Linked DNA regions of Mus musculus: region 1 is linked to region 2. The links are chromatin loops, found by intact Hi-C in ENCODE. Cell type or tissue: left cerebral cortex. All regions are shown on one strand. Links, peaks and the distances in the headings refer to the core of each region. The heading gives the core; the rest is flanking DNA.

What was found. Peaks named below come from ENCODE experiments on the same cell type or tissue, not always from the same donor. Only the 100,000 strongest peaks of a DNase experiment are listed, where the experiment ranks them.
Region 1: it touches region 2 in a loop (2.8-fold over the local background); 2 of 42 quality-filtered maps call a loop at or near these places.

What each region holds. Positions count from the first base shown.
Region 1 is chrX:99,326,649-99,342,002 of GRCm38, reverse strand. Gm30704 (a long non-coding RNA gene) reads left to right here and starts at 7,293. Exons shown (of 3, transcript XR_386999.2): 1 at 7,293-7,335; 2 at 7,934-8,069; 3 at 11,720-11,857. In left cerebral cortex, for the core only: no CTCF peak of the experiment used is centred there; no DNase peak of the experiment used is centred there.
Region 2 is chrX:99,268,292-99,283,645 of GRCm38, reverse strand. No RefSeq gene overlaps it. Among named protein-coding and RNA genes, the nearest start is that of Gm39528, 12 kb to the left of the region's middle. In left cerebral cortex, for the core only: no CTCF peak of the experiment used is centred there; no DNase peak of the experiment used is centred there.

The DNA.
Region 1 (15,354 bases), core at 3,327-11,326, 60 kb before region 2:
TATTTGTAGTCGATACAGCTGACAAAATGTAATTCAGAATATTCTCAGGGATCCAACAGGAAAATGCCCAAAGGATTTTGACACTTCACAAAAAAGTGAATATTGACATGACCAATAAACAGATGAAAATACTGCTCCACCAAAGTAATCAAAAGAAAAAGGCAGGGCCTGTCATGGTGGCACTTACCGTATAATAATCCCAACACCCAGGAGGCAGAGACAGGCCGATCTTTGAATCCAGCCCGGTCTAAACAGTAAAGTCCAGGCCAGATGGGGATCCATAATGTTAGACCTTCCTTATCCCAAACAAATAACAACAAATAGGAAAACACAAGTCAAAACCATAGTGAGATGCTAACTACAATGTGTACAATTAAAGAATGGAACGAGCATGTGTGCGTGGTGGAGGAGAGCAGCCGGCAGCGCTCAAACATTGCCGGTCACTGGACAATACCCTGAGCCAGCTCGTTGGGAAAAACCTTGCTACAATATCTGTCTCCACAATTCTTCATTCAACCAACTGGGGATGGAAAGTATTTGGTGGTGGTGGTGGTGGTAGTGGTGGTGGTGTGTTGCAGCTGTTCTGAACAGAGTTTTTTGTTTTTTAGTTTTTTTTTTTACTTGTTATCCCCTAAATCATCCAGTATAACTATCATACAGCATTCACATTGCAGCAGGTATTGTATTGATATGTGTGTAAAAGGAAGGATGTGTGAAAAAGGTACTATGCAAACAAATACTAGGCCACTTTACCACGAGAGACTTCATCACCAGAACATTTTGGCATCGGTGGGGTCCTGGAACCAGTCCCTCAAGGATACTGAGAAACAACTATATATGCTTATCCATGGCCCAGCAATTCAGTTCCGTCTAGTGGTCTTATATGTAATAGCCCAAACCCTGAAGTCCCCAAATGGTGGTTGCCTGGTCAACTGTGTGGATGTAGAACTGGAGATGGTGAAACGGGAGAGCAAGCACTCGGGGAAACGGATGGTGGCAGGACTAAGGGCAGCAAGAGCACGGTGGAGGCCAACTGAGGAAGGGACAAGGAGGAGGAGGGGGAGGAGGAGGAGGAGGAGGCAGAGCTCACATGACTCTGAGCTGCATTGCATTTGGGAGGTGACAGGGAAGCCAGATCCTAAGCCAGAGCTCACGAGAAGACTACTCTTTCAGGAACTAGAGATGGAGGTGGGGGTAGGGGGGTGAGGGTGGGGTGGGTGGGAAAGAGTCTATTTAGCTCTGCAGTAAGAGGTGTGGTGGGACCAGGCCAAGAAGATGTCGCTCCTATTTTCTACCCTGACCCATTTACCTTACAGTCACTGCATGGAGAGGTGTTAATGGGCAACTGCCATGGTGAGCAGAGAAGCACCCAGGAAGGCAGGGGGATACTGGTGAGGTATTGGAGCTCAGGAGCCACCAAGGTCAAGGCTGGGTTCTCGAATCTGTAATCCTGGAGTCTACCTCTGCCTTCTGACCCACAGCCTCAGTTCTGGCATCTCTAGACATTTTTGGTTGGTTGGTTTTGTTTGTTCTTGACACAAGGTCTCATGGAGCGCAGGCTGTTTCGAAACTCATAGTACTCCTCCTGCCTTGAAGCCTTCTAAGTGCTGGAATTACAGGCATGTGCTACCACACCTAGCACAAGACTGGGCAGTCCTCCATCTCTGACCTTCCTCCACGCCGCCCCCCCCCCGAAGTTACCACTGCCTAATGGCACCCTCACCCTCCTTCCCTGTCTACACTGCACAGTGGGGACCTTACTTCTTCAAAGAATGAGATCCATCTCCCCTCTTACTCCCTGCAAGGACTGAAAGTGAGATTTCCTAGCATACATTTCAACAGAGGAGTAGAACCTTCCACGTGGAGACTGGGAAACTGGGGCCTTCAGATGAAAAGAATTTATAGCAGAAGCCAGCAAAGGCTGGGCAAGAACTCGGAGCTCCTGATGCCCATGCCTTGATTCCCTTTGCTGCTTTTGAGTAAGAAAAAAAAAAAAAAGGAGAGTCATGGAGAGACCTTGAAGGTTGATGGCAAGAGAGATTTGAGGCATTACTACATGGAAGAGGGTGTGGAGGCATCCCGAAACACAGACAAATCTGGAAAAAAGAGATCCAGACAGGGAAAGAGAGGCAAAAAGACAGGGAGAGACAGCAAGCAGGACTGGGGGTGGGGAGAGACAGAGAAGGAAAGAAAAACAAAGGGAGAGAAAAAAGGGGAAGAAAGAGACAGCAAGCAAATAGTAGGGGCTGGCCCCCTGCTCCTGTAGGGCTTGCAGGAGCCAAGCCCACAGCCCTGTGGAAGGCAGAGATGGGTGGCCTCAGAAATCCTTACCTGCCAAACCCCATCAGCCCTCAGAGGCCCAAACCAGAACTGAGCAGTCGATCTAAACAGAAAACAAACAGAGCAAAATGAAAACACGCTGGCTGTGTCCCCCCTCAACCCCCGCTGCGGCTCTGCGCATTCATTGGCCCCCTGGAGGCCACTGGGAAAGCAAGGCACAGCTTTTGTAACCCTCCTCTCTCTCTGTGCCCCCCCAACCCCCAGCCACCCCCCACTAAGAGCCATAGACTCTGCTCTGTTCAAGATGCCATAGCAGGGGAGGGGGGACGGCTCTTGAGGCCTGAGGGGGGCTGCGAGGGCTAGGGGGTGTTCCCTGTCCTTGGCCTGGCACAAATACATTAAGGCTGGTGGAGTCCTGAGGGTGGGAAGCCTGAGGCAGGCCTCTACCCTGCCCCTCCCCTCAACACACACACACACACACACACACACACACACACACACACACACACACACACACTGGGCCTGAGATTCCTAAACTGCCCAAGGCTGCCCTGGGTGTGGCTGGGGTGAGAGGCAGGCAGCAGGCCTAGGGAGGGGCTTATGGAGTGCGTGTTAATGGGCAGCGTTCCTTTCTTTATCCACTGGGTTCTGGAGCCAAAAACTACGCAGAAGTTCTGTTCACACTGTAAATTTATTGTCGCTGATAGATGATACAGCGAAAACTAATATTTGTCTTGCTCTTTGCAGTGACCAAACCTCCTCCACTCTCCCACAAATCCACTGCACCCTCGGCACCCTACCGTGGGTGCTGAGATGAATTCTTTTACAGAAGAGGATACTGAAGCTTTGAGAGAAAAGTTGGTGTGGGAAGAGGCTGGTCCTGAGGATGCAGACACTGTTGGCCGGCTCTCAATATGTCACCTGGCTCAGACAAGTGCATGTAGTCAATTAAGATGTGTTACCCAGCTTACAGTGATAGAGATTACAAATACAGGTTCTGCGGCCAGACTGCCTAGGTTCAAAGCAGACCATCACCACTGACTGTGTGGCCTTGACACAGTTCATTATTTCCGCTGTGCCCTAGGTTCCTCATCTATATAACGGGGATTCTGATAGTAAATATCTCGTACAGTTTGGCAGGGTTATGTCAGCTATTCTAAGGAAAGCAGCTAGCAGGGCACCTGGCACATGGCAAGTCTCAAATATTAGCTCCTGCTGTCCCCTCTCCCTATTGTGGTTACTCGCTGAGCACTAAGAACCAATGAGCAAAAGCAGCTATGGCGCCTGTCTTTCCTGTTAAAGCTTTGAGGAGCCAGGGGAGGAGAGCATTAGCCACAAAGGAATGCAGCCATGAGGAGAGAGCGCTTCATGCCCCTGAGAGAGGTTCACAGTGCCATGAACACTCAGCACTGAGAAACGGGTCTTCACCCAGAAGACACAGGAAGGAGTCAAATGTCAGGAAAGGGGGGCGGATAGATATCATCTTAGGGCACAGTGTGTGCAAAGGCCTAGCTGTAACAAGGACCAGGGAACTTCACACAAAATATGGGGGGGGGGGCAGGGAAGAAGCAACCACAAGCCAAGAACAAAAAGGAAAAGGAAGAATTTTCAGGACACTGTTGTATGACTAGAAAAAGGCTGTGAACGAAGCCTGGCGGCACATGGCTACAATCGCACCTATGTGGAAGGCTGAGGCAAGAGGGTCACAAATTCAAGACCATCCTGGTCACACGCTGAGTTCAAGGTCAGCAGGGGCAACTAATTGAGACCATATCTCAAAAGAGGATTAAAAGCAAGGCTGGTGGTGTATATACTTCAGTAGTAGAGTATTTGCCTAGCAAGCACACAGACCCTGATTTAAAAAAAAAATCAGGGCTACCTCTAACTTAGGTCTTAGACTCAGAAGTGGGGGGGGGGGGCAGACACATCAGAGAGGGTGGGTAACATCTAGGTTTCGGTCTTGGACTTGCTGCCAGCTGTATTGGACAAGTCACTTCACATTATGGGCTTCACTTTGGAGTTTATTTAGGGTCATCGTGGCCTTTTCTGGTTGGCTGAAGCTCGACCCCAGCCCTTATTCTGTCTTCCCTGTCTCTTATACATCTCCAACATATCGTGATAGAACTTCCAGCTTCTTCTGGAAGGAAGCCTGTTATCTGGGGCCCCAGTTATCTCTCCCTGCTTTTCTTAAACCCATGCATGGATCATCTCCGAGGGTTTCAGGGTCTCATGGCATGGCAGTTATGCAGGCCTGGTCCAGAGAGGACCAGGAACCCCCACAGAGGCTGCTGGCTGCAGCTGGGAGAGGCTGCCCCCGCCAGGATGATGGAGTGGGTGTGACATAAATTTCTCAGGACAGGCAGCAAAAAAACATTTACAGCCCCTCCTTGCCGAGTCTGGTTCCAATCAGGCCCCTGGTCGGCCAGCTCCCTTACACCCGCCACACTGGGCTAGCTCTTCCATAAGCCAGAGACGTGGGGTGCTTTTGTCTTTATTCATTTTTCCCTACTGTTTAAGAAACATATACAAGGATACACACACACACACCCCTCCTTTCTTACTGGGCCTCTGTGTACCCTTGAATGTAGACATAGACACTTCTCTCTATACTCTATACACATGGGTGACCCCAGGGTTTTGTGTACCCACAGACTAACAGATACACTTATATGCCCTTCCTCCAACACAAATGCACCCTTTAGCTTGGCCCTGGGTGGGCTGAGGAACTAGTTGCCAGCTGTGGGCATCTTCCATTTGGATTATTCACCTAAGGACCCTGGAAGTGCCTTTCTTCAGGAACATCTTCAGGCCACTTCTCCCTGGCGCCTCTCCTCAGCCCCTAGCTACCATGGCAACATAAGAAGACATGGGAATGCCTCCCCCACAGCTGTATTAGGCTCTGGCCTGGCTCTGAGTAGGCTCTGAGGGAGGCTGAGGCTGGCTAGGGGTTGCTTCCCAGGGCAGCCTAGACAGGCACTGACGCCCAAATCCCACAGAGCCCAATGACCCAGAGACCTCAGGCAAGCCCTGCTTCAGCTTGGTGTGGCTCTCTTTCTCTTCTATTCCACCCTGTTCCTACCCTTAGCCCAGGCCATCAAATGCCTCCTTGGGCCACCCAAGAAGTATCTGTTTCTCCTGATAGGAACTGAACAATTTTTTCCTTTCATGGGTCTCCCGTACCTACCTTGAATCCTCAAACCATTTGCTCCACTCAGAGGAGCCAGAGGAGCCCTCTTGTTTATTCCAAACTCGCATGTCCAGTTGTTTCTCAGCAGGCCCCAGAAGGCAGGCCCAGCTGCTTTCTGCAGCCAGGGTGTCAAATGCACAGGAAGGCTGGGTGTTGGTAGGGAAGGGGTGGTTACCCACAACACGGCTCGGTAAGTGTCTGATTTTTTTTTTTTTTTGCTCCTTTTGTCTCTTAGAACAATGACACTTAAGGTTCCCTAAGTGGACTTAGGGAACCTTAAGACAAGTTGCTTTCTGTGTGACAAGGTAGCACCTTCCCTCCTAGGACCAGAGGCAGTATTATGCATCGGAAACCTTCACCTGGGAAGCAGCTGGCCTGGGGTGAAATTCACTGTTTGTCACCAGTGTGACCTTTGGCATTTAAATGTAATCTATTGAGGAGTGTCTTCTAAAAGAAGTTGAACCCGCCCAGAGCATGTTCCCTAGTAAGTCAGCAGTGAGTGCCACAGCCCTAGGAAGAGAGTCAGAGGAAGAACAAGGGAGCTGCTGCAGAGCAGCACCGACTTTCCCTTACATCATCTTGTGCCTGATGAGGTGGTTCCCATCACAATTACCGCCACTGAGACTTGCTCTCCCTCTGACTCCAGAGCTCATGTTGAGACGTTCTTCCATGCTGGGCAGATGTTAAGGCTGGAGGATGGGAGGGCGAATGTTTTGAAAAATGTGACAATCTAGAGCAGAGGTTCCCAACCTTCCTAATGCTGCGATCCTTTGATACAGTTCCTCATGTTGTGGTGACCCCTAGCCATAAAAGGACTCCATCACCACTTCACAACCGTCATTTTGCTATTGTTATGAATCATAATGTCTGTTATGTAGGATATCTGCTCTGTGACTCGAAGGGTCAGAGATCTCAACCCACAGGGAAACCAAACAGACTAGCTGGTGGTCAGGGCCTGGCCACACACTGGCTCCAGAATAGCTTGCAGGACAACTTTATGAGGCAGAAAAATCCAGCAACCAGCCCTGGGAGCAGCAGTAGAAAAGTGGCTGAGGTGGCCTTGAGGGGAGGCAAGTCCATCACTGTTGTCCAGGAATTCTAGAGCCTTAGCGCCTCTGGCCACAGAATGTTCTCAAGTTCATGACTAAGGAGCCTCAGGGAAGCACTTGGGGGTGTGGATGCTGTGGAGCCTGGGAAAAGGCAGGGCTCTGTAGAAGTAGAACTGGTTGCTTGGAAGGGGACTCAGCTCCACGTCTGAGGAGATATGTATGTAATTGGTGCCTCACACCCTGAAGGAAAGCTTGGGAGAGAGGTTTGACCTTCCTCATCCAATAGAGGCTCCCAGGCTGCAACTAACAAGAAAGGGATCTACGAAGTTATCATCTTTCTGAACTGGCAGGTCCCTTGGTCCATCAGGCCCTTTGATGAAAGTAGGCTTGTCATGGGGTTCGGCTGAGTTGTTGGTGGGCAATGCAAGCCTTAAGTTTGCACAGGACCTGGAACACATGGAGTCCCAGCATCCTAACTGGCTCAATAGCTTCCAACACAAAAAGCTACTGGGGGAGCAGCTTTAGGATGGCCGGGAGATTGGTCCCAATATTTCTCAGTTTGCAGAGAAAGATTCTGGTGCCCAGAGAAAGGAAGAACCTACCTAGGTCACACACCCAGCTAGATCATCAGGACCAGACCCCAGGCCTCTTCCTTGCTTCCTTACTCTTCCGGTTGCTCTTGTTCCTTAAAGGGCTGGCAAGCACAGTTGCCTCAAGTGTCATATGATGTTCATGTTCTGGCCTCCGGGACATCTCCTAGCATCACATCGTTGATACCTTGTCCCTTCTGTGTTTAATCTGACCATCTTCTCCTCACAGGTCAGTCTTTAGAACAAGATTTGGAAACAGTGACCCAACATGGGGAGGGTGTGGCATGGACAGGGTGTGGGAGAAAAGGGGTGGGGCAGCAGCTGTGCATGACTACTTAAAGGCTGCACCGATCCTTAGCTCTGAGACCCATGGACACTGGCGGCTGATCACACAGGCCTGTAGGTGATCAGCACTGGATGCAGTGAAGCAGCAGGAGGCTGAGCTAGGCTGGATCAAGAAAAGATCCAGTAGTAGCCCCTCCAGCCTTGGGCCAATGGCAGGAGTTCAGCTCTCTCTCCGCAGTAGGTTGCTGCCTGTGGGGTAGAGTGGGGCACAGTTATCCTTTAGGAACCCCCGCCCCCTGTGGTTTCTAAAGCCTGGGCATATTCCATCCTCTCCTGTAAAATGGTGTAGTATCGACATATAAGACCCGAGTACTTAAAAACATCCTGATGTTACTCATAATCACAGTGAACCCTAGGAAGCAGTCGCAAGACTATTGTTTAGACTGTATTGCCAGGAACAGTGTTGGCACATGTTCAGTACAGATGCAAGTTTTTTTTTTTCCTATGAATATTTTCAACCTCTCTGTGGATGGAACTTGTAGATCAAGAAAAGGAGCTGAATCTTTGTGGTGGCATTAGAATGGATTTGTGGGGACTGTGTTCTCCTATCCCATCCCTGCTGCCATCTCCCTGAGATGGGTGAGGAACAAAGCCAACACACTAGCACCCTTTGCGACTGTGAGTATGGACAGTGGAGAGGTATGTCCAAAAGGGAGCATGAAGGGTGGCACACCTATGGCAAGCCAGTAGCAGGGCCAGAGCAGGTCCTGAGTGGTGGTCCATAGCTAGGCCGGGTGAGATCCTCCTTCCTCAGCTTCCTGATTGCAGATTTGGGGGTTAGAGGGATGTGCTGCCAGCCACTTCGGGCTTTGGTTTTCTTGACCAAGGGTTTTCTCTGTGTAGTTTTTGTTCTGTTTATAGAGGTTACGGGTCAAGGAGAAACTGGCAGATAGTAAGTACAAAGGCAGAAGTCCTGTCATGGAGCTGTGCCTCAGTACAAAGAGGAAGGTACCTTGTAGCATAGTTTTAAGGATTAAACACACACACACACACACACATATGCATGAGCATATGGACACACAAAATGATGAGGAAAATAAGTATCCCACCCTAAGTGCTACGCAAGCATTAGTTTTTACTATTATAATTCATTATCATCCAACGGAGAATTGGAAGCTTTAATAACTACTTTCTTTCCTTCTAGTTTTTCTAGTTGAATACTTATAGTTTGTAAGAAAGTAATCAGGCTCATGCCACATATATGATCCCATCTTCATATTTTAACATTATACCATGAGTGATTTCCAGTTTTTGTGTGAGGCAGGGTGTCCCAGGCTGCTCTTGAATTCAAGATCCTCCTGCCTCAGCCTCCCACTACTCCCAGCTTGCCTGAGCTCCTTAGTCTTCTGCTGCTTTGTACTGCCACAAATGGCGAGGTGATTTTAGCTACTCACTTTACTAATGTTGAAATTTTAGCTTATGACTTTTAAATGAATATCTTTATATATATTTTAATTCAAACTTGTGCCTCCTTTGCTACAAGGGAAGATTTAACCCAAGGGTCAAGTGCTTTCCTTTACATACTGAAGGACGTCCCCAGTCTTTTCACTCTCTTCTTTCATCTTAAGACTGCCTCGCACTACGTTGCCCAGGTTACCCTGGAACTCACTCAGTAGTGCAGGCAGGCCTTGAACTTGCAAACCTCCTGCCACAGTCTCTGAGTAACCGAGATTATAGGCATGTACCCCAGACCTAGCTGCACATAATTTTCTAGCGTAGAGTCCTGTAAAGGTAATTAATGGGTCAAAGTATGTATCTGCTTTAAAAGGCTTTGGCATTTCCAGATTGCCAAGTTATACTTCCGCCAGCAGCATGTGAGGTTGCTTATGGCCTTGCAACCTAGGCTGTTATTTTTAATGTTTCCTAAATTGACACATAAATTTACATTCGTTATATTCCACTTGGCTGTAACTAGGAGTGGGACTTTGGAATACTAGCCTGTAAGCTGTGGCTGAGTGAGTTGAGTCTGCCAGGTTAAAGGGTAGACAGCTTTAGGTTTAGCAGCTAAACCTACCTGCTAAAGGAACAAGAACAAAGGGCAACGATGAGGTCATGTGGCCGCTGTAAGAAACAGAGACAAAAAAAAAAAAAAAAAAAAAAAAAAAAGCCCTGGCTACGGGAATGGGGCCCAGGGGAATGTGATTGCCAATCCCTGTAGTTGTCCAAAAAGCCTCCCCCAAATATGTGTGGAGTCCCCCAGCCTGGCCAGACAGGAATAATTCTGATGTAAATCGGGCTTTGGAAATGCAAATGTAAATTGCCGGCTGGCTGGATTGACATGGCTTCTGAACACTGGAGGCCTGGGTGGATGGCTCTCCGGGGAACCTGTCTGAAAAGGAATCCCAGGAGCTTGGAGAGAGAGAGAGAGAGAGAGAGGGAGAGAGAGAGAGAGAGAGAGAGAGAGAGAGAGAGAGAGAGAGAGAGAGAGAGAGAGAGAGAGAGAGAGAGGATGTGGCATCCATACTGCTGGAGAGCAGCTGGGCCAGCCAAGCCACAGAAGGGCCACTGGGAAAGAATGTGGCAAGGGAGAATTGGAAGGAGTCACTGCTCCGGGGCATCATGGCTCCCCACTAGGGCAGGAACCACATGAAGATCTCCAGGGACTGGGGTGAGGGGAGAGGCGAGGGGATGAGGGCTCCACTTTGGGGTGTAAATTCTCCGTATGGAAACTCAAAGGCTAAGAAGCTAGCCTGGGAGGCTTGTGAATGAGGGAGAATGGGCATGATGCCCTCACATGCAGATTAATGGCGTTGCACAGTTCCGTTACTGAGTACAAAGTGTTTATTAGGCTGCAAGATGGACATGGATAGCTCTCGTTTTATGGGAAAACTGGAGCACAGGTTAGGTAAATGGTGTGCTCAGTGGTACCTAGTAACTGTTGCTAGAAGCTGACTCCAGAGCTCCTGTATTTGGGTCCCTCTCATACATCCCCCTTGGTGGCAAGTTCCCTTCATTGGAGTATGGGGACTTTCTTGGCTTGAGGCCCCTAAAAGGACATAACCTAAAGGATAGTGAGCAATTGTCTATAAGAAAATCCAGAGACAAGAAAACGGCCACCATTAGTTTAGATAGCAACAAGAGAACTTAGGGGAGACCTCTCCACTTTGAGTAACTTTGATGAGCAGCCAAGGAAGAACACTATGCCTTTCCTTGATATTCTGAGTAGTTGTTCTATCCAGTCCCCTTCCTGTCTCCATATCCTGTCACTCCCAAAGTCTTTCTGTGCTTGCTCGCCAGAGGCAGGGCTGCCCAGCAGCAGAAGGCTCTGAAGTTCTAGGTTACCCAGAATAATTGGGATCTAGGTGAAGCCGGGAAGAACAGGAATGCTTGTCTTCTACATCTTTCTCCAGTTCTGCCTGATGGGCTAACCACTGTACATGATGGCCTTCCTCACTGGGCCAGAGTGGATTAGAGCAGCATCACAAAATAATAAATAAATAAATAAATAAATAAATAAATAAATAAATCGTTAGGCTGGAGTGCAGGGTTTGGCAGAAAGAAAAATGGACTTGTGTCACATCCCACATCACAACATCCCACTATGCTACTAGCGCTTTTGTGATGCTGGGTAGCTATAGTTACCTTCTGAACCTTGCTTTATGGCTATACAATGGAAGACTAGAATTCTACTTGATATATTGGGTAACTTATTTGGCCAATAATGAGGCGAAGCCTGGTGCTAAACACCTGGGGAAATAGATGAACAGAAGACCTAAACCCTGGCCTCAAGGGGTTTCTGGTTCACTGATCCATGTAGACCTGTTCCTGTAGAGAAAGAACTACTACTACATACCGTGTACAAGCCAGGACCCTGAGCAAGGTCTCAGCTGTATGTGGCTCCTAGCTTTGCCCTACACGTATGCAATGTTCACAGTCTGTGGATCACTCTTCACGCATCATGTCACGCCACGCTCACACCAGCACGGGAAATGTGACATACTAGTCTAGACTCTGCATACTGCAGATGGGGAAATGGAGGCCCGGATCCCTTAAATGCCTCCCCTCCCCCACAGTGAGGCAGATGGGGGAGTGGCAGTGGCAATCAGGCTCCAGGGCTCAGAGCTCATGGGGCCTCCTTCTACCTAGGTCCTCTAATACCCACCCACTCCACCCCCCACCTCCCCGCACAGTCCCATCATTTTCTCTTTAGATACAGCCATAGCCATGCCAAGGTATTCCTGGTACTTCTGCCCAGCCATTCTCTATTTCTTCTGACCCATGCCTAGCTTTGTTTTTTGTGTTCTTTGTTTGTTTGTTTTGTTTTTTAGAACTCATCTAATCCCACACGAGTTGCAGTATCTGATGCTTGGAGCAGGAACCAGTGCCCTCAAACAAAGCCTTCCTCTGTCCTTCTTCAATGACTACACCTTCTGGACACATGGGATGAAAGGTTGCACCACATATCTGGCTACATTCCTGTAAGTCCTTGGATGGTCAAAGTGTCAAAAGAGGAGTTGCCTGCATCCATAGAGATGTAGAGTTATCATGAGCCTGTGCATTTGAAGAAGGCTGTTGTTGTTCAAATACTGGGCTTAGGGTTCCCAGTCATCTGTTGATCTGGGAAAATAGATGGAGGGTCCATGTGGTAGAATGGGGGTACTTCTCCATCCTCTTGGCCTTGGGAAAGGAATTCCTGCTGAATTCCCTCTTCTTGGTCTACATGAAACTGTTTTCACTGTGTCGCAAGAGAGAAGCAGTAATGGAGGAAGAAGGATGCCAAGGACCATGCCGAGGCATTTCCATAGGTGATCTAATTTATTCCTTGCATCCACTCAAAGGGCAAGGATAGAGTTCATTCCTGTTCTACAGATGAGGGCACTGAAGCTCGTCGTCTTAGTGTTTCCATTGTTGTGAAGAGATAGCATGACCAAGGCAAGTCTTATAAAGGACAACATTTAATTGGGGCTGGCTTACAGGTTCAGAGGGTCAGTCCATTAGCATCAAAGCAGGAGCATGGCAGCTTCTAGACAGGCATGGTGCAGGCAGAGCTGAGAGTTCTACATCTTCATCTGAAGGCAAACAGGAGAAGATTGGCTTCCAGGCAGCTAGGAGGAAGATCTCTCAAAGCCCACTCCCACAGTGTCACACCTACTCCAACAAGGCCACACCTCCTAATAGAGTCACTCCCTGAGCCAAGCATATTCAAACCACCACACGTGTGACTCCAAAGGAGCTAGCCCAGGGTCCCAGAGCTGGTCCTCCATGGAGCAGGGACTGCAATGATGCTCTCAGGACTCTGTGAGAAGGCCTTGTTCCTTCCTCTACACCACAGCATGTGTGAGGAGGCTGAGATGCCAGGATTGCTTGTAAAGCCAACAACAACAACAGGGACAGCCAAGGTCAGGCTGGACCAGGTGCCTACCAGGTGCTTCCTCACAGCTCCTTAGCGATGTTCATGCCTCTTCCTTTCACAGAGTGAGGTTCAGCAGGAACTCCTCCACACTTCCAAACAAGTCAGGGAGGCAGAAGAGGGCAGTGACCTCTGCTCCAAGAAAAGCCCCTCTTAGAGACAGGCTGTTCCCCGGGCCCCCTCACACAGCTCCTCTGGAGCCCTTGCCAAGCCTCTTCTGCTGGGGGTTTCCAGAGGTCTGGGGGAAATTCCAAAGGGTGAGGATACAGCATTTCTCTCCCACTTCACTCCAGCATCCTCTACGTCTGCTGCTTGATCACATTCAGCTCCAAGCCCTCTTTGGAGCCAGGGTAGATAAGCAGGTCTGGGCATGCGCATAAAGAAGCATACTCTGTTAAGTGATCAGCTAACTTCATCAGCCACTCACAGGAGCTCATATCCTCTTGAGAGGCTGTTTACATGCCACAGAGTCACACCTTATACGATCTTGAATGTGTGCAAGGGTCACAGTGCTGCTGGTGAGTAGTACAGGGACAAGGGCAAGCCCGGTGTCCTTTACTCCTTTCTCCCTCTCAGACACAGTTGGCCTCCTTTTCTGAAAGAGTACCCTTCTCAGCCATCCCTAATACCTCCTGCCCCTTATATGCCACTCCTGTTCCACAAGAAATAAAGCCAAGAACTGAGTGGGATGTTATGTGAAGTGGAAGCGTAAGGGTTCTTTGGAAAGTGGTGGATGGTGTTTTGCTGAGGCAGACATGTGAAGGAACGTTTCACTGAAGCTGACTGACACAGGAGAAAGGATGTTGTGCTAAAGCAAGCACGGGAAAGGACACGTGAACAAGGACTCTTCACGAATGACACACAAGGATTGGTCTGCCTTACATTGTGTGGTTGAGCTCCATTTGTCAGGACTCTATAGAGAGAAAGGCACACACACACACACACACACACACACACACACACACACACACACACAAAACTTCTGGTGGTGTGCTGCAGTTTTCTGCCACTTCCACAGACTTAGGCTGATTCGCTGAGTGATGTCAGCTGAGACAGACATGTGTGCTGAGGCAAGACCCACAGAGGACAGGTGATGTTTGCAGGGAGTATGACTAGGACTGGACAGACAGTGATGGAGGCTGAGCTGGGCTTGCTTAATAGAGCTAGCTGTGCAATGCTTATAGGTCTTGCGTCTTTGCTGGTCTTTGCTTACCTGAGAAAGACACAGCCAAGAACTTCTTGCATTCCTGTGGCCCCCTCCTGCTGACTCCTGTCTAGCTGGCTGAAGCCTGGCTGACTCTGCTGGGTGGTGCCACCACTGCTGATTCCTGTTTGCTATCGTGGCTCTACCAAACTGGACTGCTGGTGTGTCCATGAAGGGTTTGCGAGTGGATCGAGCTGCTGCTGCTGCTGCTGCTGACCTATGAACTGAACAGCCGATTTCCAGACAACACAGACAGGACTTGTACCAAAGGACCTTTCTAAACAGGTCCACTTCCCCTGTATCCTTTCTTTTCTACGACATCTGGTGGGTGGTGGGCTATAAAGGAGGTTAAAGTGTTTAAGAACCATCATTAAAAATAGATTTTGAAAAAATAAAGTTACAGTTATATGTATGGCCAGAGACCCAGAGAGTCCAGGAGCAACTAACTATTCTACTATTCTGTTCTTCAACTAACTATTCTTACCTATTCCAGGTAAGTTCTAGAACAATGATGAGAAGTATTTTAGGAGCAGTAGGCTGAGTTGGTACTCTCAGCCGAGTGCTGTGGGCCCAGGCAAGCAGTTAAGAAAACTCTAACAGGGAAGTCCATCCGGAGGTAGAACAGCTTTGTGGCTGACAACTGACTGCAGCCAGACTTCAGTGAAGGATGGGACAATTAGCTAATCTGACTGTGCCTTGTTTCCCTTATCTGTAAAATGGGCAATGATAGTCATTTACCACAATGGCAAGTTTTGTTGTTTGTTTTGAGGAAGGGACTCTCTAGTCCTAAACGGTGACGTTAGAAGTGTACCACCATCTCCGGCTTGTCCCACTTATAACCAGTAATGGTTCCCTTTTGTAACCTCAGGGGCCGCTATTAACCGAGCCAGTGCCCTTTGATACTACATGATGTCTACTGGGAAACAACTTGCTGCTCACAAAGCCAGCCTCCAAGTTGTGGTCCTAAATGAGTAGAAATCTCCCAGTAGACACCCCGCCCTGCTCTGCTCACATACCATGGCCCCCAGTGAGCCAGTAGCTTTATATGTGTGTCCTGAGCAAGTCGTGCTCAAGGCCTTGGTGGTAGTTCTGAAAAGCAGAGTCTATGGTAGAGTAAAGACTCCCCATTGCTGTTCATAAGGAGTGGAAAGTTTAGAGGGCAAAGAGGACGTAGGGCCGTGCTCACCTTCTGTCGCTGGCTGGCAGTGGGCTTTGCTTATTCCACTACAATAACAACTGCATGAAGGCAGGTTTTGAAGGGTTTTTTTTTCTTTCTTTTTTCTGTATTCCCTGTCCTTAGGTTAGTGCTGGCTCATAGTAAGGTGTTTAATAATACAGGTTAAATGAAC
Region 2 (15,354 bases), core at 4,471-12,470:
GGCTAGCTCCAGGCCTCCAGCTCCTTACCTACTGTCTGCGGCTGCTTTCATGTATTTGTCCAGTCTCTCCATTCCAGCACCAGCCAGGGAGGCATGGCCAGAGGAAGGACCAAAAGAAATAGCTCTATGTCACCTCTTGACTGCTCTTCTTCCTGCTCCTTCTCACTCCCTCCTCCCGCCTCCTTAGCTTTGGTCCTTTCCATTTTGCAGGATCTGTTCCCAGAGTCTCTGCCTCCACTCCAGTCTGGGTTTCCTTCACCCTTTGGGTTCCTGGGTTGGTACCTGGCCTTACCTTGGAGGGAGGGCATGGGGAACTACCGGTAGCTACTCTTGCTGCAGGGAGTCAATCTGGGATGGCCCACCCACACACTCCAAAGAACAACAAGAGGAAAACACTGAACTTCTAGCCTCACTTAGGCACTCAAGAAATGTTCCTGCCCGTCTCCCTCACAACCTTGCCTTTTCTGTGATTTTGGCACCTGAGTCAGAATTGAATTTGGTAAAGCAAGGATTCCCCTTTAAGTTGAAAAGACAAAAAACAAAAACCCTGAGGTCTAGAAGCTGAGGCAGGAAGATTGTGAGTTCATTGCCAGCCTGGGCTCCATACCAGGTGTACGGCCAGTTCAAGCTACACAGTGAGTCCCTGTCACACACACACACACACACACACACACACACACACACACACACACACACAATATTTAACTAAGTGTGGCACCAAGGTCCACCTGATGCTTCTCTGCCAAACTCCTGGCTTCCTGTCACATGGGAAAGCTAAAGACAGGGCTTTCCCAAAAGCCACATTCGTCTCTTCAAACTGCAGGGCATGTTAAAACTTTTGGTCTTTCTGTAGAACTTAGGGCTGTCTGACAGGCACTGGACCTTCTGAGCAGACAGACACATTGCTCTGCCCCGTGGAGCTTCCTGAAGAACACGGGGTTCACTGAAGAAGCAGTGGTGGGTGAGCACTGATTGATAGACCATGGCCAAGTATCCTCACCACAGACAGTTGACCTGGGGTCCTAGAGAAAGTATTGTTCAAACTGAAAGCTTCCAGTTTGCAGAAACTAAACAGAGCAGAGTTTAACATAAACATATTCATGATGTGCCAAATCCCATTCTCACGTGTTGCAGCTAACAGCTCATCTAGTGTACTTAGTCACTCTAAGGGCAAGGAAACATTAATCCCATTGCTCAGATGAGGTCACTGAGGCTCAGAGAAGCAAAGGTATTTTGTCCACAGCCACTAGTGCTAATCTTGTTAGATAGCAAAAGTAAAATGGAACCCAGGCAACGCAGCTATAGAGCCTGAACTCTGTACAGAAATACCTTATGAACATAAGGGAATGCAAAGTAATGAAAGCCCCCAAGGAGGAAGGGCAGCTCGTGGGTGGCATGTTTATAAAAGCACATCCTGGCAGGGTGGGCAGCGGTCTGGAGCGTGGTAACGGTGGAAACGGGGCATACGGTGAGGAAGCCGCTCCAAGCATCCACAGGAAACATGCTTAGTGGCGTGGGCTAGAGCCATGGGGTATAGAAGATAGATTGGGGATATTTAGAGGCGGAGTGGACAGGACCAATGGTTCAGGCTGTGCAGAGCCTTTTCAGGTTACTACAGACTTTTACAGGCAATATTTACATTCACTCTGCTCAAGACCCATGTTCAATGGCTAAAACAAGAATTCCTGTTCTCCTTGCTCTTACAAGAAAACTGAATCCCAGAGAGGGGCAGAGGGTTGTTCAAGATCTCAATTACAAATAGGCATGTGTTCTTGGATGCATGCAGAGGTGCCTGCACCCATGCACTCATGCATGGGACCATGTAGTGTGCAGGTACAGGTGTGTGAATGCACACAGGCATGCAGATATGTGCAGACGTGTGTGAGTATATGTATGAGTGCTTTGTACAAATGTGTGCTTGCATCCTGTGGGTCTACTAGAAACTTAGCTGGGCAGTTGGACTGCCAACTAGACCTTGGTGGGTGGCTGAGTGTTCAGGAAGAGTGAAATTCCATCTGAGCTCACAGATGAAGACAGGAGCACAGAGGAGGCACAGGCAATGGCAACCAACTCAGCATGCTCCCTGCACCTGAATTTGGGGTGCATTTGGGCTCATGGGTTCATCAGTGTAATAACAGTTCCAGCTGCTGAGTTATTGTGTCAGGTGCTGTGTTCAGTCTGCCGCATACATTCTATCAGCCCATGCCTAGAATCCGATGAGGTGGCAATGATCTCCATTAGCAGTCTAAGAGACAAAGGGCAAATAACAACCCCAAGGTCACACAGCTGATAATCTGTGGGGTCAGTCGTGGACACTTGTTTTTAAACCTTGTGCATACTCCGGCACAGCACCACGTAAATGAGCACATCACCAGACAGGTATAGAGCAGCCCAGGGAGTTAATATTCCACGGTAACCTCTGGTGCATGGCTCAGGGTCCTTGAACCCAGAAGGATGGGCAACCCAGTGTCTACTCCTTCCATCTGGGCTTGAGTCCTGATTCTGTTGTTCCTGAGACTGGCTGTCTCAGGACTTGATCAAATTTCCGGCCTCTGGCCTCTAAGCTCCAGGCTTTAGGCAGCTAGTGAAAATTTATGGCTTGAGAAAGTTCTTGCAAGTCCAGTCCCCAGATTCCCCTCTCCAACCTTGCATGGTTTATCAAGATCTCCTCCTCCTCCTCCTCTGGCGGCTGCAGCCTCTCTTCTCACCCTCCCCTGGCCCTTTGTCTCTGGCCACAGCTAGCCCTTCCCTCACCCCTCCCGGCTGACCTTGCCCACCATACAGCACAACCTCCAACTACAGATAGCATTCCTTCCCTTTCAGGCATTCTGACGGCCATGGGAGCTGAAGCAGGAATGTGACTGGAAGAGCAAGAGTGCACACACCTGCTGTGCACCCAGCAGCTACGGGGCAGGCCCATGCAGAGTAGGGGCTGGGCAGCTAGGCTCTGCTTGATTGAAGCACTGGAAATATATGGATGGTGCCCCATTTCACAATTCCAGAGACAGCATAAGGCCACCGTGCATAGCACACCAAATAAGAGCAATGGTGTTTCCAGCATGGTATGCCTGTGTGATGTGTGTGTGTATCTTGGAGCGGTGAGACTGTGAGTTCTAGTTAAGACAGATGGGATGCTGAAGAGGTCACAAGAACTGACTATTGGCCAGGCAGTTATTTGCTAGCTGTGTGGCCTAGGATCATTTATGTCACCATTCGGTGTCTCAGTTTTCACCTCTGTAAAATGAGGATGCTAACCATAGTACCCACTTCAAAGGGTTGTGAGGAATATAAGGATTCAATGTTTCTAAGAGTACAAAGTGAATAGTAGGTGGTCAAATGGCTGTTCCTATATGAAGGAAGGAGACAAAGTTCTTATTGCCTGAGCTCTTGCCACAAGTCCAGCATAGGACTCATGACTTTACATGTATTACCATGATTCGGTTTAGACTTACACTGGTACATGGCCCCAGTAAATGGCCCATTTCTATTTGCTTAGAGAATGGAGGAGGTTTCAGAAACCTCTGTAAAATAAGGGAGATTACAGATAGAGAGGCAGGGGAGTCTTAGTCCCAGATAGAATGTGCCCAGTGCCTGTGTATTTGGGTCTCAGGCATGTATTCCCAGCCATTTCAGGAAATGGCACAGACAGTGAGAAGGCATGAAGTCTTAGCACTGCTGGACATAGTGACATATGTCTGTCATCCCAGTGCTTGGAAGGCTGAATTAGGAGAATTGTTTCAAACTCAAGGCCAACTTGGGCTAAATACTGAAGTCTAGGGCAGTCTGGGATATATGAAGAGGTCCTGTCTTAAAGCTTTTTCTTTTTTCCCCTTAAGCACTTAACCTTTCTGCACAGATGTAATGCGTGGAAGTTTGAGCATGTGAATCCACTTGACCACTTCCAAGGTGGAGGCAGGCAAAGGCAAGCCCCGATTGGGAAGGGACCAGTGGTCTGCTGGCATAGAGCTGAGGTGGCTGCAGAATTCAGTCTGCAAACTGAGACTGATAATTTCCCTGAATCCAGGGAAAGGAATCCAGGATGTAACATATGATCTCTATCCCAAAGAATTCCACAACTGACTGAGTCTTTGGATTCTCCAAGAGTCTCAATATTCAAACATGCTGAGACAAGGCAAGGGGTTCTAATGTGTTACTAGGGAAGGGGATGGTACATTAACCTGAAGTTAGTGTCAGCCAGCCCCAGAAATGTCATGAAAACATCTTCAAGTACTTCCTGGCTAGAAGGGCCATGGAAAGGAGAGAAGGCAAGGACTGGGACCCATCTACTAGGAAGAGATAAGCTTCACTCCCAGGCATAGCCAGGGACTCGGGGGTGAACTCCACTAACTTCCCATGACCATGAAATCCAGTTCTGAGAAGAGAGAAGGGGACAGGTAAAAATGAGGAGTCCCATTTTCATCCAAAATACTTAGACTCAGCCAGGGTCCCTGTGAGTGCTGCCTGGACCTGACAGCCTGGACAAGGCTGGACCTGCTCTGGCTTATGTTTTCTAAGCCCCACTTCCAGGGGTGGGAAAATTCTTGGTGTTGGAGACGTAAGAGAGGGATTTGACATTGGTCACATTTGGCCACCATTCCAATATTCCAGGCAACGGGATTTTTTTTTTTGCTTGTCCTATTTTGCTTTCTATCACTGTGATCAACACCATGACGAAAAGCAACTTGGAGAGGAAAGGTTTTATTTCATCTTAAAGCATACAATCCATCAAGGATGGAAGTCGGGGCAGGAACTCACAGGAATCTGCAGAAAGGAACTGAAGCAGAGGCCATGGAGAGATGCTGCTTATTGGCTTATTTTCCATAGCTGTTTGCCTTGAATTTTTATACAACTCAAGGTCACCTTATCAGGGGTGGCACCACCCACAGTGACATGGACCTTCTCGCACCAATCATTAATCAAGATAATGCCACACAAACTTGCCTATTGGTCATTCTGGTAAAATACTCTTTCAGTTGAATTTTCCTCTTCCCAGATGACCCTAGTTTGTGTCAAGTTGACAAAAACAAAACAAAGCAAAACAAACAAACAAACAAAAAACCCAGAATAATTACACTGTTGTCAACTTGACACACAAACACATCACTACTAAATCATAACCATTGTTTTTCTGTTTATTCCCTAGGCCTCATGTCAACATCACACTATTAAACATAGGTAATATAACTTTAGAAGCCCCACGGTCTATTAAAAATTAAACACATTAAAACTACAGTCTCTTTAAAATATTCAACATCTCTGTAAAAGTCCAAAGTCTTAACTGTGGGCCCCTGTTTAAAAAAAAAAGTTACATACTTCTTATTCCAAGGGTGAAGAACTAAAGCACAGTCACGTTTAGATCAAGGCAAAACCAAAATTCAATAATATAAATAGCTCAATGTCAATATCTGGGACTCCTTCATGATCTTTTGGACTTCAGGGAACTTAGACAGACAGCTTCACCTATTCATCTCAGCCATATGCAGCACCTGCAGCTTGTCCCCTAGATCAGTTCCATTCCATAGATGCTGGAGTTCTTCGTGGCCATCCCACAGTCCTCGCATCTTCAATACTCTGGGATCTCCCCTGCAACTGAGGCAACATCTTCAATAGCTTCTTCTAGGCTCTTGAGAAACTCTGACGCGGTTTCATGGTGCCAAGCTTCTCGGAATGAGCCTGTCAATATTGGGACTTCCATTGCAACTGAGGCTATGCGTTCTTCAGTAGCTTCTTCTGGCCCCTTACAATACCAGACCTCAGCTTCTCCCTGTGACCCCTTCAGCTTGTGGTTCTCATGCTGCCCCAAAACAAGTAAACTATGGGGGAGCACCTGCATCAAGTTCAGCTCCCAGCTTGAGAAACAGTATTGTACCTTCTGGATGATAGCTCTGTGTGCTGACCTGGAGGAAATACTTCTCAGGTAATTTCAACTCAACGATCCTGGCCTCTTGTTAATTGCACATTAATTTTCAGCCCTAGTTGACCAGAAACCACAATTTCTTAATACAAGATATCATATGAATAGTCTCAATAAAGTCTTTGCTTCTCTCTGAAACTTCACAAACCATTGCCTGCATTTCTTTCAGCGTCCTTATCTTCAAAGCTCCTACAGAACAGTCAATTACTCTTTAAACACTGGACAGCTTTTCCAGCCCAAAGTTCCAAATGCTTCACAATCCTTCCTGTAAATAACATGGTGCGGTCTCTCATAGCAATACTCCATGAACCCATTTCTTACCTAGTTTGTTTTCTATTGATGTGATAGAGCACAAGTAACTTGAGGGTAGGGTTTATTTCAGCTTATAGTTTATAGTCTTTCGCAGAGACAAGCCAGGGCGCTCAGAGTACAAATCTGGAGACAGGAACTGAAGCAGAGGCCCTGGAGGAACACTGCTTACTGACTTATTTCACGTGGCTTGTTCAGCTTCCTTCCTTGTATCACCCAGGACCACCTGTCTGGGGTGGTACCTCCCATAGGGCTGGGCCCTCTCACATCAATCACTAGTCAAGAAATGTCATTCAGATTCTCATGTAGATGAGACAGTCTCTCAATTGATGTTCCCTCTTGCAAGATGAAGCCTAGCTTGTGTCAAGTTGACATGATACCACCATACGGCTCTGATAACCCTTTTACCTGCAAGTTCCCTGTGACTGCTCTGTTCCTCAGACGGCCAGGCCCCATGCATTGCCCCCTCCTAGAGCATCAAAGCTGAATGCTTCTACTCCATATACATGCTAAGTGTTCAGGCTGAGAGGTACCTTGGAGACTGTTGGTACTCTAGTACTATCTTCATAGCAGAAACAAACCAAGGACTTTAGATAAGGATCGATGGAGTCGCAGAAACCTGAAGGTGGTAGTCAGGCCTCTCTACCCCTGGCTATGACCTTTCTGTTTCCATAATCCACTACTCCCTGTGCTGATGTCCTGATTCCAGTGCCCAGTCAGCCTGCACTTCCATATACTGGACCCCTGACCCACCAGGGGACCATGGAACTGTCATGGACCCCTGTAATCCTAGAGCATCTCCTCTCTGAGCAGAGCTTTCCTCCAGTTCCTCTGCTCTGAGGATATGAGGAAATGGAGGCATCTATTATGTACCAGGGTCAACACTAAGCACTTTGTACACAGGATCTCATGCCAAGTCTTCTAGGGGCTGTACTATTTAGTACAGCCAAGTAAGCTGGGGAGTGGAGCATGACTAGAATTTGCTACATTGATGCTTTTTCTATATGATGCATGTTCTGCTGACTGTAGCTGACAGCTTTGAAGTGTTGAGTAGTACATGTGCCCAACTAGCTGGCACTTACCTATGTCACATTAGGTCCTAGAGATCAGGCCAAGTCATTCTTTTCAACTTGGACCAGGCTGCCAGTTTGCAGCTACAAAGGTAGTGTTGTCTTGTGGGGACAGCTGATGCCCAGTCTTCAGGGAACTAACATTCTAAAATAACCACCCTTGAAACAGTGACGGGGGCCAGTTGCCAATAAGGTCCTTGGCGGGGTTATCAGCAGCAGCAGTAGTAGTAGTAGTATAGTAGTAGTTTTACTGTGGAGCCAGGTCTCTTCCAAACAATGGGGTTACCTTTGAAATCAGCGTAGATTCTTTCACTGCTAAGGGGCTCTGGGCTCCATGGGAAGAAACCATCAGTACAGGGTGGGAACTAGTTCTATGGAAGGAAGATGTTCTATACTATACTAGATAGTATGCCTCTCTAGTGGGCCTGGCCCCAAAGCACACTGTGCCTGTGGGAGAGAGAGATGACTGAAACAGCAGGTGGCTAAAGGACACCTCCCGAGGAGGCTAAGGTGTAAAATACAGTCCAGTGTCCAAGGCAGTGAGAGGAATGTGGGCAGAGGCTAGTACGATGAGTGGAGGTTTTGAAGCCAAAGTAATATTTCATGTCAGAGCTCTGGCACCCATCCCAAGGGCTGCTCCTGAGAAAATAAATCTGTGATGGAGTGGAGGGAGAAGAGGACAAGAGGAAGCGTTCAGGGGTGGCACCACTAACAATAGCCCAGGAAACTGACTTCCTACGTGTGTCCATGCAGGAGAATAAGACAACACAAATCTCACCGCACTTGAGTACAGAGCCCCAGCATCCCCTGGACCAACACCCAGTTCCCATTCTGTTCTAGCCAGTTCCACCCTGAGCTTCCCCACCTAGAGTACTTACCAAGCTGTTTGTAGGATCTAGTTCTATGTAATCCTCAGAGGCCATCACTGCAGTCACGTGCTGTGTAATGTTCTGGTCCATGGCAGCCCACGTACACAATGACGCTCCCCAAAGATTGGAAGTGCTCCAGGATTGAAAAATTCCAGTGTTGAAAAATTCCTATCACCTCTTGATACCTTGAGCCATCATGGTGTTAGGCATGGAACAACACATCACTCCCATGTTTGTGGTATGCTGATGTAAACAAACCACTGCTTGGCCAGTTACATGCCAATTGCATGCCAGTGTATGTATGCAACGATATGCACAATCCCTGATACCCATAAGGAACAGTACTGCTGGTTTATATGTTGCTATTCTGTGTATTTGTTTTGTGTTTCTAGACTATCATTCTACTTATAAAACAAGTTGGCCACGAGGCAGTGTGCTACACTCTACTGGGAAAGATGCACGGCACTTTTGCTCATCTCTGGACTGCACTGAAGTGATTGTCTCATACGACATCATTTCAGTTTGTGTAAGAATACCCTGTGATGTTCACATAAAGAAAAAGCCACCTAGTAATGCATCAGGGCTCTGTCTTTCTCATCAATTCACACCCTCGTACGTCAGTCCAGCCTGATTTCAGGTTTTAGTGATGCTGAGGCTGAGAAGGCATGTAGCTGGGAAGCAACTGAGGCTGAAATCTGATGATATGATCCTGTGTCCCGGAGTCCCTCTCTAGAATCTCTTCCTAGTAATCGTGCTAGGTGCAAATATGGCCACAACGCTACAGAGCTCAGCCTGATGATTGCTCCTCCAAAAAGGCTTGATAGAGGAATGATCTTTGCTCCACTGAAACTCTATAAGTGTCCTGTTTGGTGGGATCCAAAGGTAGAGATGGTGACCAGTGAGGAGCTAGTGTGGTAGCTCTCATACCCACCAGGCTAGCCCTCCCACCTTTCTCTCACCTTTTTCACTCCTTACTTAGTTCCCATCCATTGACTTGGATTTCGTTACCATAGGATATGGGCTGTATTTGTTATCTCCATTCATCAAAATAGGAAATGGAGGCTCAAGGTCACCTAGCAAAGAGAAGACCATCTCAAGAACTGAAAGGAAGCACTCTGCTTCAACCTACCCAGTATCCACCTCCACCTTGCCTCTGTAGCACACAGTTCTCCTCTCACCCAAGATGCTCGAGAGCACTGGTCACTACCTCGGTGTTATCTGTGATTAAGCTCTTACTGCCCACTGGGCCACTGTCACATAAGTGAGGCTTAGAGATGCTTCTCTGCAACTTCTGAAAGCAACTAATGTCTTTCCTCATTCCTTCGGGATCACACCATGTCTAACTGCTACCTTAAATTTCTTGACTTGGACTGGAGAGATGGCTCAGTGGGTAAGAGCACCGACTGCTCTTCTGAAGGTCCTGAGTTCAAAATCCCAGCAACCATATGGTGGCTCACAACCATCTGTAATGAGATCTGACGCCCTCTTCTGGTGCATCTGAAGACAGTTACAGTGTACTTAAATATAATAATAAATAAATCTTTAAAAAAAAAAACTTCTTGACTCCACAAATCTATGGTCCGGTGAAAGGCTGGAGAAAGCTGGGGTAGGTAAGACTTGGCCATCTCCTTCTCTTGGAGGCTCTGTAATCTGGACATTGTCGATTGAGGATGCTGCTCTCTGTGTCTGGTTGTGGAAAGTCTTGCTTTAGGTATATCCACTGGATCACTGTGAGGCTCACAGACAGTGGCAATGTGTCCATCCCCTGGACAGAGTAAAACACCATAGCAGGCACAGGCAGTACTGAGTCAGGGCAGGGATTGTCAATTGCTCTGGCCACAACCTTCCTCAGCCAAGAGGCACTGTGGCTAGTTCTCAGATAATCTAGCCCTGATTTCTCTGAAACTGTCTTTCCAAGCTTCCTCCAAGAAGCTCCTGGGACCGGCTCTGCTTCACCCTTCTGAGGAGTTGGTTTCAGTCATGGATGAGTATGGTCCATGCTATCCTTGGCACAAGGTGACCCAAAGCCTGGGGCTAAGCTATTATAGTGCTTGACAGGCCTAAGTCTAGGGACCACATCAGTAATGTCAGAGTAGGTCATGCTTGCTGTAAGCTAAAGGCCTTGTGCATGCTTGTTCCTCCTCAGACACCTGTTCCTTCCTGCACCTCTTTCCCCAGATAAGACCTTCTCACCTTCCAGTTTTTACTTCAGTCATTGATGCTTACAGCAAGTCTTCTTGATGTGCCATTTGGTTGGGCTGCCTATTTGAGATGTTGATGAAATTGATTGTCATGGTCAGATTTGTCTTCCCTGTTAGATTGGGAATACTCCAAAGATGGGACTGTCTAGTATGTGATCAGTGATGGAGAAACTTTTGGTAAATGAATGACCTGTTCCCTCTAGCTGGTGTGAGTTTCCCTGTAAGAGGATACAGTCATCTCAGGTTTTTTTTATGGTCTTCTCGAAGCTCCACCTGGTGAGTGTCTATTTGGACAAGTGACTGACAGTGGGATGAGGCCCAATTCTACAAGTATCCTTTCTTTAAAGGGTAGTCTAGTATTCTTAGCCCTGCTACTGCTGCCTTTTTTGAGCTAGGGTCTGCCTCCGTGCAGAACTAGCCACCTTGTCTCCCAGTAGAGTTATACAGCATTTGTCTACCCATCCCCTTTGGAATTCTGTTTCATCCCATCCTGAAAAACTTCCTTGTCTCAGGAAGACTCTAAAACCACCTCTGAGGTCCCCCCTTAGTCTCTAAGGCCCATTCAGACTAAGGTCCCACCTTAGTCTCACTGGCCCATTTGGAACAGTGGCTCTCCAGGGGTGGTCCAAGGAATTGCAATGACTTCTGGGGCCTTCCAGTCACTTGGGGGCAAGTCCAAAATTTATGACATACAGGAATGTGTGGTGGGGTGTTAGGGTCTTTAGAACTCTAATTCCCACAGCAGATTCAAATGTGAATTTAAAAACTCAGCTATGGCCAGTGTTTCGGCAGTCACAATAATGGTTATTTATCCAGTGAAAAGGTCACTAGATAATTTTGGATTTGGGAATGTGCCAGGACAGAATAGACAGTCTTGAAAGATGGTCCCAAAACTAAGACATGAAAGCTTCTAGAATGTTGTCCCATTTCAAATAGAAAACCAAGGCCACAGTGTAGGTGAACAGGTAGCCCAAGATGCCTAGTTAACCAAAGACCAAGGGCAGCATTGGCTTCCAAAGCATTTGGTAAGCTTCTCCCAAGGGGACCTCTGTTGTCTCAGCAATCCTAGGACTTCATTGTACGCACTCCAGACTGATGCCTCTTGGGATAGGGCTTTGCATGCTGCTGCCCTGTCTTTGGCCTCAGCTTCCAGCTCTCATGACAGCCCTTAAGACTGTGGCCCTTTGGGGGATCACCCCCACCCCTGGCTCAAGGCCAACCAAACAGGCAATCCTCCCTCCACATGCACACAAACACAACCTGCATTCTTGAATAGCTGCCACCACACTGGACTCGGCCCGGAGAAGTGGGGAATGTGTTTCTCTGAACCATTACAGGGCCTAGAGTTTGAGGAGCATCCTCAGGGAAGGGGCTGAGCATAAAGTGATAGGTTGTAGAGGGAAGAAGGTTGTGATTCCGAGGGTTCAGCCTGATAAGGGTAAAAGCCCTCTGGCAGTAACCCTGGAGAGAAGCCTGGTAAGGAACCACTGGGTCTAGATCTCATAGCCTGTCCCATTAATGGGACATAGAAAAACAAGTAGCAGCTGGTTTAGATAGAGCTCTAAGACTCATCAATCAGAAACACAGTGGGAAAGGCTGGAATCAACATTAGAAAGCAGAGAGGAACTGATCTCTGCTTCATCTACCACAGCCTCCACCTTGGTGAGTACCAGCATCCAACCTTTCTTAAGACTCCTTTTCAAGTCAGATACGTTGAGTGTTACAAGCTACTTTTCACCCACTAATTATAAGGAAACACTTGAGGACTGTGAATTATTTTCAGTCTTTCCCTCTTTCAGTGAGATTTTTTTTAATGGGAAAATGGATAACAGAATTCATAGTCCCAGATGGAAAGGAGAAAATGTACTTCTCTCAATTCATCCTGCTAAGTACTGCAAAACACTTTGCACCATCTGTATCTGCATCTACATCCATCTATATAGCTACATGTTGACCTATATGTACATGTCACTGAAAAGTGGATCGAAAACTAAGGAACACAGAACTCAAGGAACAACATGGTGGTGAGTTTCTTGGGGTTGGAGAACATTACAAACAGAAACACCAATAGAACAGACTGACCACCCTGCAAACCCAAACCAACCAACCAACCAAACAAACAAAACCTCTAGTCCCTACAAGAGTCTGCTCCCTGTTTCCAAAGGACTAGACAGAAAGCTATTAAACACTATCACATCATTCCAGTTGAACTTAGAAAAGGCCACCTACCCCGTGAGCATACACGCTGAGTTGGGAACTTGGCCTTTCACCCTCATCAGACTGCAATATGGTTCCCCAGCCCATTTCATTTTGTCACATTCCCACCACTGAATGGCGTAAGGTCAAGGAACCCTCCACACTTAGTGGAAACAAGGCAGTCACTATTCCTATGTCTGTAGAAGTCCTGTAGGAAGTCTAAAATGCTACATTTATCTATGATGTCTACAGCAATGATGTATAAAAAGCAGAGTCAGGAATCTGGACTTTTACCCCAACCTGGCAGTAAGGAAGTGTTACCCTCCTTCCCATGCCAACACGGTGAGAGGGGAATCCTTCTAATATAGAACAAGAATCCCATAAGTTAGTATACCAAATGTCCAGATTTCACGTTTAAAAATATCACATGTCATACCAAGAACCCCAAGACAACTTTAAGTTGAATAAAGAAAGCAAGTCAACGCATGTCCAAACTGAGTTGACACATATGGAAATTAGATGACAACAGAAATACAAATGTATGAAACAAAAACCGGAGACCCAGAAAGTTGGTAAAGAAATAGAAGATATATAAAAGAAAGCAAAAATTAAAAAGGAAAGTGAGAAAATGCACTGAATAAAATGAAAATCTGATAAACAAATTTTTTTTAAAAATTGATGGAAACCACGGAAAGAGTCAGTGAAGTTGAAGACACGGGATTGATACCCAATGTGAACCTCAAAGATAAACTACACTAGAAGACAAGTCCGTCTAAATTCTGCAGTTTAACAAGAGACACAACATTGCAGACTCAACAAGCTGAGCAAATACAAAACAAGACCTATTTGGTCAAATTTCTACAATCTAAACCAAAGAAAATTAATGAAAGTAATAATAGAGAAATAAAACTTATGGGGGAATCAATGCAAATTACAGCATATGTTTCATCTGGAAATACGAATGCCAGAAGCAACAGGTATAATATTTTCAGGGCTGAAAGAACTGTGTCGAGAGGAAACGTCATGCAGGAACGATGGCATTTTCAGATGAAGACATACCAAGAGTATTTGATAGCAATAGGCCTACAGATAAAGGAGTGTCTAAAGGATCAGGAGTGTCATAAAATTAAAAGAGGAAGCATATCAAGAGATCAGGAAATAAGAAAGTATGCTGGGAAAAACGTTTTAAAATTGGATAAAACTACTTTCCTTCCCTTTTCTTGAAATTTTGAATTACATTCGACAGTCAATGCAAAATTATAACAACGTCTAATACAGCTCTCAATGTAAGTAGAGGGAATGTGTCTTAGAAAGGGGGTGTATAGTGAGACCTGAAAGAAATATGGTTTTCACGTGTCTCATGAAGTGGGGAAATGTTGACTCTGGCACACAGGGACACGAAGTGAAGGAGAATGAAATATAACAAATAACGATCCATGTAGTGCAGTCAAAGCGGTGTTGAGAGGGAAATTTATAGCACTGAATGCTTATATTAGAAAAGAGGAAGCATATCAAAACAGTCCACATCGTAATACATTAGAAGAAAAAGAGCAAGATGAATTCAAAGGTGAACAGAAAAAAAGGAGATAAGTCACCATCCCATACTTGGCAGTGGCTGGGGAGGAGAATGTCACAGGACAAGCTACTGTTCCAAATTAGAGACAGGCAGCACATTTTATTGGAGCAGAAAGGAACAAGGAGAAACATGACGAGAACCAACACTCAGGTAGAGAATGCAGACTTGTAGTTGACAGAGTGTTGAAAAATGCATCGCATTATAGTTTATTTTGTCACGTTCGGTTGTTATCCCTCAGAGGTCTGTCATTTTCAAGTGAGAGACAGAATGAGAGTGGATCTGGATGGGAGGGGAGTTGGGAGGAACTGTGAGGAGTAGAGAGAGGGAAACTACAAACCACCATCCAAAATAACACAAAAAATGAGAATTTGATTAAGTGCTTTCTGTTGTCTGTAGGTTTGATGTTATATCTAAGAATACATTGCAAAGTATAACACCATAAATCTCTGTCCTTACATTTTCTTATAACTTATGATCAACATCTCCCTACTTCCCTACCGTCCAGCCCCTGGTAACCACCATTCTACTGTTTGTTTATACCAGCTTGGCATCTGTTTATGGAGTATCATGCAGCTCTTTTTCTTTCTGTGCTTGGCTCATTTCACTTAGCATAATGTCCTCTGGATTAATTGAATTTACAATGGAAAAACTTCTTTTTAAAGGCTAAATAGTAGTCCATTGTATAACCATATACATACCACCTTTTATATTCACTCATCCATCAGGGACACTTAGGTGATTTCCATGTTGTGCCTATTATAAACAGTGCTGTGATAAACCAAGACTGTAGACACCATACAAGGTAATATATGATGGAAAGCTGGAAGTGAAACTACCAGATCTATTTTTCATTTTCTGAAGAACTTCCTAAGATTTTCCACAGTAACAGCTACTCCAATTCACATATTGATCAGTACACAAGGGTTCCTGTTTTCTTACTAACTTGCTCCACTATGTTCATAGCAGCCATATTTATAATAGCCAGAAGCTGGAAAGAACCCAGATGTCCCTCAACAGAGGAATGGATACAGAAAATGTGGTACATTTACACAATGGAGTACTACTCAGCTGCAGCCCTATAAGAGGAACAACAATATAAACTAACCAGTATCCCCAGAGCTCCTGTCTCTAGCTACATATGTAGCAGAGGATGGCCTAGTTGGCCATCAATAGGAGGAGAGGCCCTTGGTCCTGTGCAGGCTCTATGCCCCAGTGTAGG